Regions from separate parts of the Homo sapiens genome. Here region 2 is linked to region 1. The links are chromatin contacts, found by Hi-C or POLR2A ChIA-PET in ENCODE. All regions are on one chromosome and are shown on one strand. The core of a region is the stretch at or near the end of the contact, and the rest is flanking DNA. Distances in the headings are between cores, read along the strand shown. Region 1 overlaps MYH9 (myosin heavy chain 9). Region 2 holds the start of TXN2 (thioredoxin 2).

The links. A loop is a pair of places that touch in the nucleus more often than their neighbours do. ChIA-PET counts read pairs that join two places held with the same protein, here RNA polymerase II (POLR2A). Pooled maps may share reads with other maps.
Region 2: a map of stomach shows a loop between it and region 1 (2.4-fold over the local background). The contact joins the promoter of TXN2 here to the enhancer-like site in region 1. A Hi-C loop is called at or near these places in 8 of 168 maps with a recorded cell type or tissue (B cell, CD8-positive, alpha-beta T cell, chondrocyte and 4 more), 4 of 37 single-sample maps with no recorded cell type and 12 of 50 pooled maps. POLR2A ChIA-PET finds 5 or more read pairs at or near these places in 25 of 52 experiments (A673, AG04449, AG04450 and 20 more).

The regions. Positions count from the first base shown.
Region 1 is chr22:36,357,459-36,361,376 of GRCh38, reverse strand. All of the region lies in intron 1 of MYH9 (myosin heavy chain 9), which reads left to right. Among named protein-coding and RNA genes, the nearest start is that of MYH9, 29 kb to the left of the region's middle. RefSeq lists enhancers at 1,921-2,130, 2,231-2,300, 3,386-3,918. Within about 2 kb of position 2,041, at least 14 of the 41 ENCODE cell types and tissues checked have a DNase peak (open chromatin) inside an H3K27ac peak, as active enhancers do; they include B cell, CD8-positive, alpha-beta T cell, GM12878 and 2 more, where a contact is called at or near this core.
Region 2 is chr22:36,479,656-36,483,573 of GRCh38, reverse strand. It overlaps TXN2 (thioredoxin 2), which reads left to right and starts at 1,934. Exons shown (of 4, transcript NM_012473.4): 1 at 1,934-2,010; 2 at 2,737-2,999. The coding sequence starts at 2,737. RefSeq lists an enhancer at 558-1,504.

The DNA of each region.
Region 1 (3,918 bases), core at 792-3,291:
AGTCACCTGAGCCCCCCTCCATGCCCGCTTCAAGGAGGCAAAGGCAGAACCTGCAGATGGGGCAGGCTCTGGGGCCCGGGCACTAAGTTCCTCTCTGGTTTTCTTATCTGCTAAGCATCAACACAGGCTTGGGTTGGAATACTGCTAATGGAAACAAGTTCCAGCTTCTTCTGTAAGCAAACAACATTCCTGAGGTGGAAAGGGAAGGGGGGCCCACCCGCAGTCTTCAGCTCCTACCTCCTGGGCACTGGCAGCTGGGAGGAGCCCCCCACTCCTTGTTAGCCTGGGGAGAGTGAGGGCCTAGGTCGAGGCTGCTGTAGGTTATTAGCCCTGGGTGACAGAGGAGCCACTTTATTGACCCACCCTGTAGATAACTGCTCTGACAGCCCTGGTGTGTATTGCAGAGAGTGGCCTTGTGCATACCTGTGAGCAGATAGGACATTTTGCAGGTGGGAAAGCCGAGGCCTGGGTGGTGCCTGCAGGATTGCACAGCTGGTCAGCACCTCGCTGGACTCAAATCCAGCTCTTCTGCCACAGGCTTTGTGCCCATCTCACCAGACCAGCATTTCCCAGACCAGCATGGAGAGAGGTTTTTCCTGCAGGATATTCCTGGGATGGAGTTAAGCAGATTTCTTTTTTCTTTTTCTTTCTTTTTTTTTTTTTTGAGATGGAGTCTCACACTGTTGCCCAGGCTAGAGTGCAGTGGTGCGATCTCGGCTCACTGCAAGCTCCCCCTCCCAGGTTCACGCCATTCTCCTGCCTCAGCCTCCAGAGTAGCTGGGACTACAGGTGCCCGCCACCATGCCCGGCTAATTTTTTGTATTTTTAGTAGAGACGGGGTTTCACCGTGTTAGCCAGGATGGTCTCGATCTCCTGACCTCGTGATCCGCCCGCCTCGGCCTCTCAAAGTGCTGGGATTACAGGTGTGAGCCACTGTGCCCGGCCTAAGTTAAGCAGATTTCTTTTTGCAGGCTGCTTCCTACAACATTTTGTGCATATTGTGATTGCAAGAGGGCCATAGGGAGACGGCATTCCATCCTTACTCGGCCACGAAACCCTCTTCCCTCTGCAAATTGCTGTCTTTATAGTCACTGTCCCTGAGAACTGTCCTCTATGGATGGATATAACCTGCAGAAAGAGTCACTAGACTCCTGGTAACTGATTTTCAGAGGGCCCAGGTGTCATTCCTAGGAAGAATGGGGATTAAATAGCTCAGAATCACAAGATAGAGGAGTTGGGAGGGAAATTCCTATCATGCCATTCTCCACTGGGAGCTTGAGCTACAACTCTTCTGATGTTAGGTGGTGGTGGTGGTGGTGGTGGTGGTGGTGGTGGTGGTGGTGGTGTTTGTCCTCATTCTAAAGCTAGGAAATTGGGGTGCTAACAGCTTCAAGGTCACAGGAATTGTGAGCAGGGGACCTGGGACTCCAATCCAGGTCTGTCTGGCCCCAAAGCCATAAACTCCATTGTGGTACATTACAAGCATTTATCTTAGGGTTTGCAGAACCAGGACCTCACATGGCTGTGGTTTTTCCACTTCTGTCTGTCACTTCTGAGTTGATACCAAAGGTTGATGTTGCCAGCACCTACTTGATAGATGGAGGCGTAGCATTCCAGGAGGGCACACGACCTTCTCATGGCATCCTAGCAAGAGCAGAGGCCATGCCAGCCAAGATTCTTTCTGGTATGTCGGACTGGTAGTAGGTGGTAGGTGCCTCTACACTGGTTAATCAGGGGGTGCTAGAAGGTTCTAGAAAACAGAGATGGTTGAACTATATGTAAAACCAGTAAATTATCCTCAGTCCTATTTCTCTTTGTAGATTGAAAGCCCCAGTATGCATTCTTTCCCTTTTTGTTTTGAGGATATAAAAATTAGTCCATAAATGGTTTGGTGTTTGTAACAAATTAGGTGGCTATAACCCTTACGCGTGTGTGGTTTCAACTTGGCTCTCCTGTTACCTTCAGCTCTCCAGCCCTGTCCCTCTTTGCACAGCCACAGCCCAAGGGGATTTTCCAGCCTCTGGGGACCTTCCCCATTAAGTCTTTCTTCCTCATTTTGGCCTTGTTTCTCATTTATTCATTCAGGACACTTTAACTGAGCACCTGCTCTGGGCCAGGCATTGTGCCAGACATTTGGAATTGATGAATGAGACCCAATTCCTGTCCTCAAATAAAACTACAAATAATGAGTATTTAGCTGTTTGGTTACAGTGGAACAAGTACAGAGCACAGACGGGAGGGCCATAGATATGAGACATCTTTTTGCTGCAAAAAGTCTTTAGAGAAGGGAGCGTTTGAGCTTTGATCTCAGAGAGGGTTCCTAATACAAAGGACACTTCTCTGCCTTCTTTGAAGGCCTGGAGGCCTGAGCAGAGTGTAGTGTGACTGGGGAATTGATTATATACCGCTGGGAATGACTGTGGCAAAAGGAAGGGCAGGGGCAAGATGAATGGGTGGGGTCCTAGAGGGCTTGCTTAGCATGCAGATTTTATTCTGGTGAAGGTGTGGAGCTGTCGAACCATTTTGAACTGATCAAATAATATCAATGAAATAGGAAGTCATATAAATAGGAATTTGAATTTGTGAGTCATCAGAAAGGAGTTCTGTAGAAGTGGCAGGGGAGGCCAGGAGGGAGGCAGTTGGAGCAGTCCAGAAGGGAGGGCCTGTGGGCCTGGACTGGAACAGGGCACGGGCAGTGGTGTTGGCGGAGGGCTGGGGAGGAGTTTACGGTGACTGTCTTGGGTGGCCAGATGGATGGTGTCTCCCAGAGATGGACACCCAGAAGAGGGTATGGGTCTGGGGAGAGATGGTGGGGGAGTTCAGGTGTGATGGTGCATCCACCAGGTGGAGATGGCTCGTTGGTAGGTGTTTAAATATATTTATTAATATATGAAGGGGTGTGGGGGAGAGCTCTGGGCGGGAAATAATCCGGCTGTCCCAGTGGTGGAAGCCATGGATTTCCTGGGTCTAATCCAGATTGATTTGCCAAAACTATTCAATAAATAGCGTTTGGGCCTGGTGCGGTGGCTGACACCTATAATCCCAGCACTTTGGGAGGCCAAGGCGGGCGGATTGCCTGAGCTCAGGAGTTCGAGACCAGCCTGGCCAATATGGCGAAACCCCATCTCTACTAAAATACAAAAAATTAGCCGGGTGTGGCGGTGTGCACCTGTAGTCCCAGCTACTCGGGAGGCTGAGGCAGGAGAATTGCTTGAACCGGGGAGGTGGAGGTTGCAGTGAGCCAAGATCACGCCACTGCATTCCAGCCTGATGGGATTCCCAGGGTGGGGTGAGCTGGCACAGCTGTGTCAACAGCTCCCACCCCCAGCCTCCAAAATGTGGCTCCCGCTTGTCTTCCGTTAATCATCTGGACCCTTTGATGCTGGTGACTTTGCTTATGAGTCGCAGGCTGAGCTGCCGTGTTGGAGGTTCTGAAGGTGCTTCTTGCCTGCCTGGGGAGGCACATCAGTCTCTTCTGCCTGGTTGATTGGTTTACTTTTAAATTGGGTATTCAGGATCTTTAAAGCACAGTCCAGCAGGAGAATCTAGGTCAGATCTCTTAGAATACAGTATGTTACAAGGAGCTGTCATTCCTTGGTGACAATGCCATCCATAATGGCCATTTTTATGGGGTCCTGGGAATCCTTTTGCCCTGAGGATTTCTGTTTTGTTAAGGAGATTTGGCCCGTGCACTTCAGAGATGGGGGAGGATGACGACTGAGAGGTCTGGCTTCATAGTGCTGCGTTTGTTCACACGAACCCCTTCAATCAGTGGGCTCAACCGGGTGTGATTTGTCTTCCCCCGCAACCCCCAATTTCCACCTTTGGTGATGTCTGGAGAGGTATTTGGTTGTCACAACTGGGGACAGGGTGCGACTGGCATCTAGTGGGTAGAGGCCAGGGGTGCTGCTCTGCTGC
Region 2 (3,918 bases), core at 685-3,184, 120 kb before region 1:
GGTGGCTCACGCCTGTTATCCCAGCACTTTGGGAAGCCGAGGCGAGCGATAACTTAAGGTCAGGAGTTCGAGACCAGCCTGGCCAACATGGTGAAATATAAAATTTCTGTACCAAAAATATAAAAAATTAGCCAGGTGTGGTGGTGCTCGCCTGTAATCCCAAGTACTTGGGGGGCTGAGGCAGGAGAATCCCTTGAACCCTGGAGGTGGAGGTTGCGGTGAGCCAAGATCATGCCACTGCACTCCAGCCTAGCTACAGAGCAAGACTCCGTCTCAAAAAAAAAAAAAAAAAGGCTGGGTGCAGTGGCTCACGCCTGTAATTCCAGCACTTTGGGAGGCCCAGGTGGGCAGATCATGAGGTCAATAGATCGAGACCATCCTAGCCAACATGGTGAAACTCCGTCTCTACTAAAAATATAAAAATTAGCTAGGCGTGGTGAGGCACGCCTGTAGTCCCAGCTACTGGGGAGGCAGAGGGAGAAGAATCCCTTGAACCCAGGAGGCAGAGGTTGCAGTGAGCCGAGATCGCGCCACTGCACTCCAGCCTGGGCAACAAGAGCGAGACTCTGTCTCAAAAAAAAAAAAAAAAAAAAAAAAAACTTTGATCAACAATTTGGAAACTGCCTGTTCTTTTAAAAACGCTCTTTCAGCTGCTGCTAATCCGAGTGTATATTCAGGACAACTTGAATCTCTGCTCCGAGTTGCAGTCTTCGAACTTGACCCAAAAAAACTCCCTGCTTAAATTAGGCTCGCCTCAGTTTTCATTTGTTTTCCTTTAGGCGGACACAGACGAGGGCCACTTAAAGGATGGCCCCTAAACTCCCGGTTGAGTTCTTTTACATATAAAGGGCATCATGCCTTTGAGGAGCTTAGCTTTACATATTAAATGGAGAAACAGAACCTGTCAACATCTGTAGGAAGTGGACAGCGCCAGTTATAAACAGGAGGCCAGGCAAGGTGGCTCACGCCTGTAATCCCAGCACTTTGGGAGGCTGAAGCGGGCGGATCACTTGAGCTCAGGAGTTCCAGACCAGCCTGGCCAACATGGCGAAACTCCGTCTCTACTAAAAATACAAAAATCAGCCCGGCGTGGTGGCGCGCGCCTGTAATCCCAGCTACCTGGGAGGCTGAGGCAGGAAAATCACTTGAACCCGGGATTTGGATGTTGCAGTGAGCGGAGATCACGCCACTGCACTGTAGCCTGGGAGACAGAGCGAGACTCTGTCATTAATAAATAAATATATGTAAATAAAATAAAGCAACAAGAGTTTGCAAAATCCAAAACCACGGGGACTTCTCAACTGCCTTTTCTCCCTTAAGTACCCTCCATTGCTACCCCTGCTCCATCACCTCCTCTTCCGGTCCCTCCTCTAGGGCCCGCCCACCCCTTCCGTTTCCGCCCCGCCCCGCCCCCGCCTTCGCCCAGACCAGGGCCCGCCCGCCTCTTCCAATCCGTTCCCCGACGGCCTGCCCATTGCTTCCGGTCCGTAGCTGAGGCCCCGCCCCTTCAACTGTGCCTCAGCCCGCCATTCCCATTGGCGGAAAATCCCAGACGCCCCTCAAATTGGAGAGGGACAGATGGGCGCTGTGGCTCACGCCCGTAATCACAACCCTCTGAGAAGCCGAGGCGGGCGGATCACGAGGTCAAAAGATCGAGACCGTCCTGGCCAACGTGGTGAAACCCCGTCTCTACTAAAAATAAAAAAATTAGCTGGGCGTGGTGGCGCGCGCCTCTAGTCGGGAGGCTGAGGCAGGAGAATCGCTTGAACCCGGAAGGCGGAGGTTGCAGTGAGCCGAGATCGCGCCACTGCACCCCAGCCTGGCAACAGAGCGAGACTCTGGCTCAAAAAAAAAAAAAAAAAAAAAAAAAATTGGAGAGGGACGCTCTTCCGCCTGCCTGTACCCGGAAGTGACGTTATGTACGTCCCCCCCCGAGGAAGTGACGACAGGCGTGCCCTTGACAGGCAGGGAGGGCTAGGCTGTGCATCCCTCCGCTCGCATTGCAGGGAGGTAGGAGCCCTGTGGGGGTGGCTCGAGGTGGTGTCGCGGCTGAGGCATGCCGCGAGCGCGTTCCTGCGCAGGCTGGCGGCCGGGCGGGCGGGGGGATCTAGCTCGCCGGAGAGCCAGGGTCCCTGGTGATGTCCGATTTTTCCCAGTTCCCTCCACACATGTCCCTTCTTTATTGGTTCCCTCCAGTACATGTCTCTTCGTTTTTGGTTCCTCTCACACTCTTAGTTCCTCCTTGAATTGTTGCGTTTCATCTTTTCAGACGACCCTGGGTTCCAGTGTTGGCTGTCATTTAATAGCGGGGTTACTTTGGGCATGTCACTTAACTTACTTGAGCCTCGTATTCCTTCCCTTACTCGCAGTGTGGGCAGTACAATAGCAACTTCCTGGAAGTTGCTGTAGGAAGACCAATAATGTGTGTAAGGTACTTGGTCCTTACATACATTATTAAATCTGTTGGTTTCTTCCTCCCATTCTTCCGTTATAATCTAAATCCCGATTTCTTTTTGGTTGTGAAGCCAGTTTTCCTGTCCTTCTGGTTTGCCTAGCTGTTCCTTCCCTTTGATTCTCATTGCTTCCTCACTTCCACGCTACAAATCTTACATATGATTTCCTTGCATTTTGCTTCCAACTCTGCCTCTTCCTGAGCCCTGAGTACTCCCCAAATCTTTTTCTAGTGTGTCGACTTCCTTTTGTGTGCCCCAGTTCTTCTGCCTCTTTCCCTCACAGATGGCTCAGCGACTTCTTCTGAGGAGGTTCCTGGCCTCTGTCATCTCCAGGAAGCCCTCTCAGGGTCAGTGGCCACCCCTCACTTCCAGAGCCCTGCAGACCCCACAATGCAGTCCTGGTGGCCTGACTGTAACACCCAACCCAGCCCGGACAATATACACCACGAGGATCTCCTTGACAACCTTTAATATCCAGGATGGACCTGACTTTCAAGACCGAGTGGTCAACAGTGAGACACCAGTGGTTGTGGATTTCCACGCACAGTGAGTATTGGGGGTCCACAGAAGACTAGGGTCCTACTTGTTCAAGTATTTATTGAATGCCTGCTGTGTCCCACGGCCATGTTCTATGCTGCTCATATGTAGACTCAATATACAGACTGGTCAGGCCCAGTCCCTGCCCTCAAGGGGAATGCAGTCTGGTGGAAGACAGACAAGTGAACAGTCTGCAAAGCTGACTGTTAGTGCTGGGAAACACATGTTCTGTTTCTCAATCCCCAGAAAGCTCAGCGTCATCTTTAGCATGGACCAGAGTTGGAAAAATATGACTGTCACCTTGCTTTTGGTGTATACCAGTTCCTGGCCCTGCAGATAAGCTGATGTTAACATCCTGCCATGAAAACCGCAAGAAGGGCTGGCAAAAAGTTATCAGTGTCGGCCGGGTGCGGTGGCTCATGCCTGTAATCCCAGCACTTTGGGAGGCCAAGGCGGGCAGATCACCTGAGGTCAGGAGTTCAAGACCAGCCTGGCCAACATGGTGATACCCTGTCTCTATTAAAAATACAAAATTAGCTAGGCGTGGTGGTGTGTGCCTGTAATCCCAGCTACTCGGGAGGCTGAGGCAGGAGAATCACTTGAACCTAAGAGGTAGTGTTTGTAGTGAGCTGAAGATCGCGCCATTACACTCCAGCCTGGGCAAAAAGAGTGAAATTCCATCTCAAAAAAAAAAAAAAAAAGTTATCGGTGTCACTACCGTGGTGCCCAAGCATACAGGGCATAGGAAGGAGTTTCCTTTCAGTGCTATCTGAGTTTGCTTTAGAGATATTTAAGTCCCTCTGGCCTTCTGAATTTTAGCCTGGGCTTTTTCATTTCTAGATCTTTGGGGCCTGGCTAGACACCCAACTACACAAAAGCTGGACAAAGCCCTCTGAATGAGGCATCCTGGGAGAAACCAGTGTAGCAT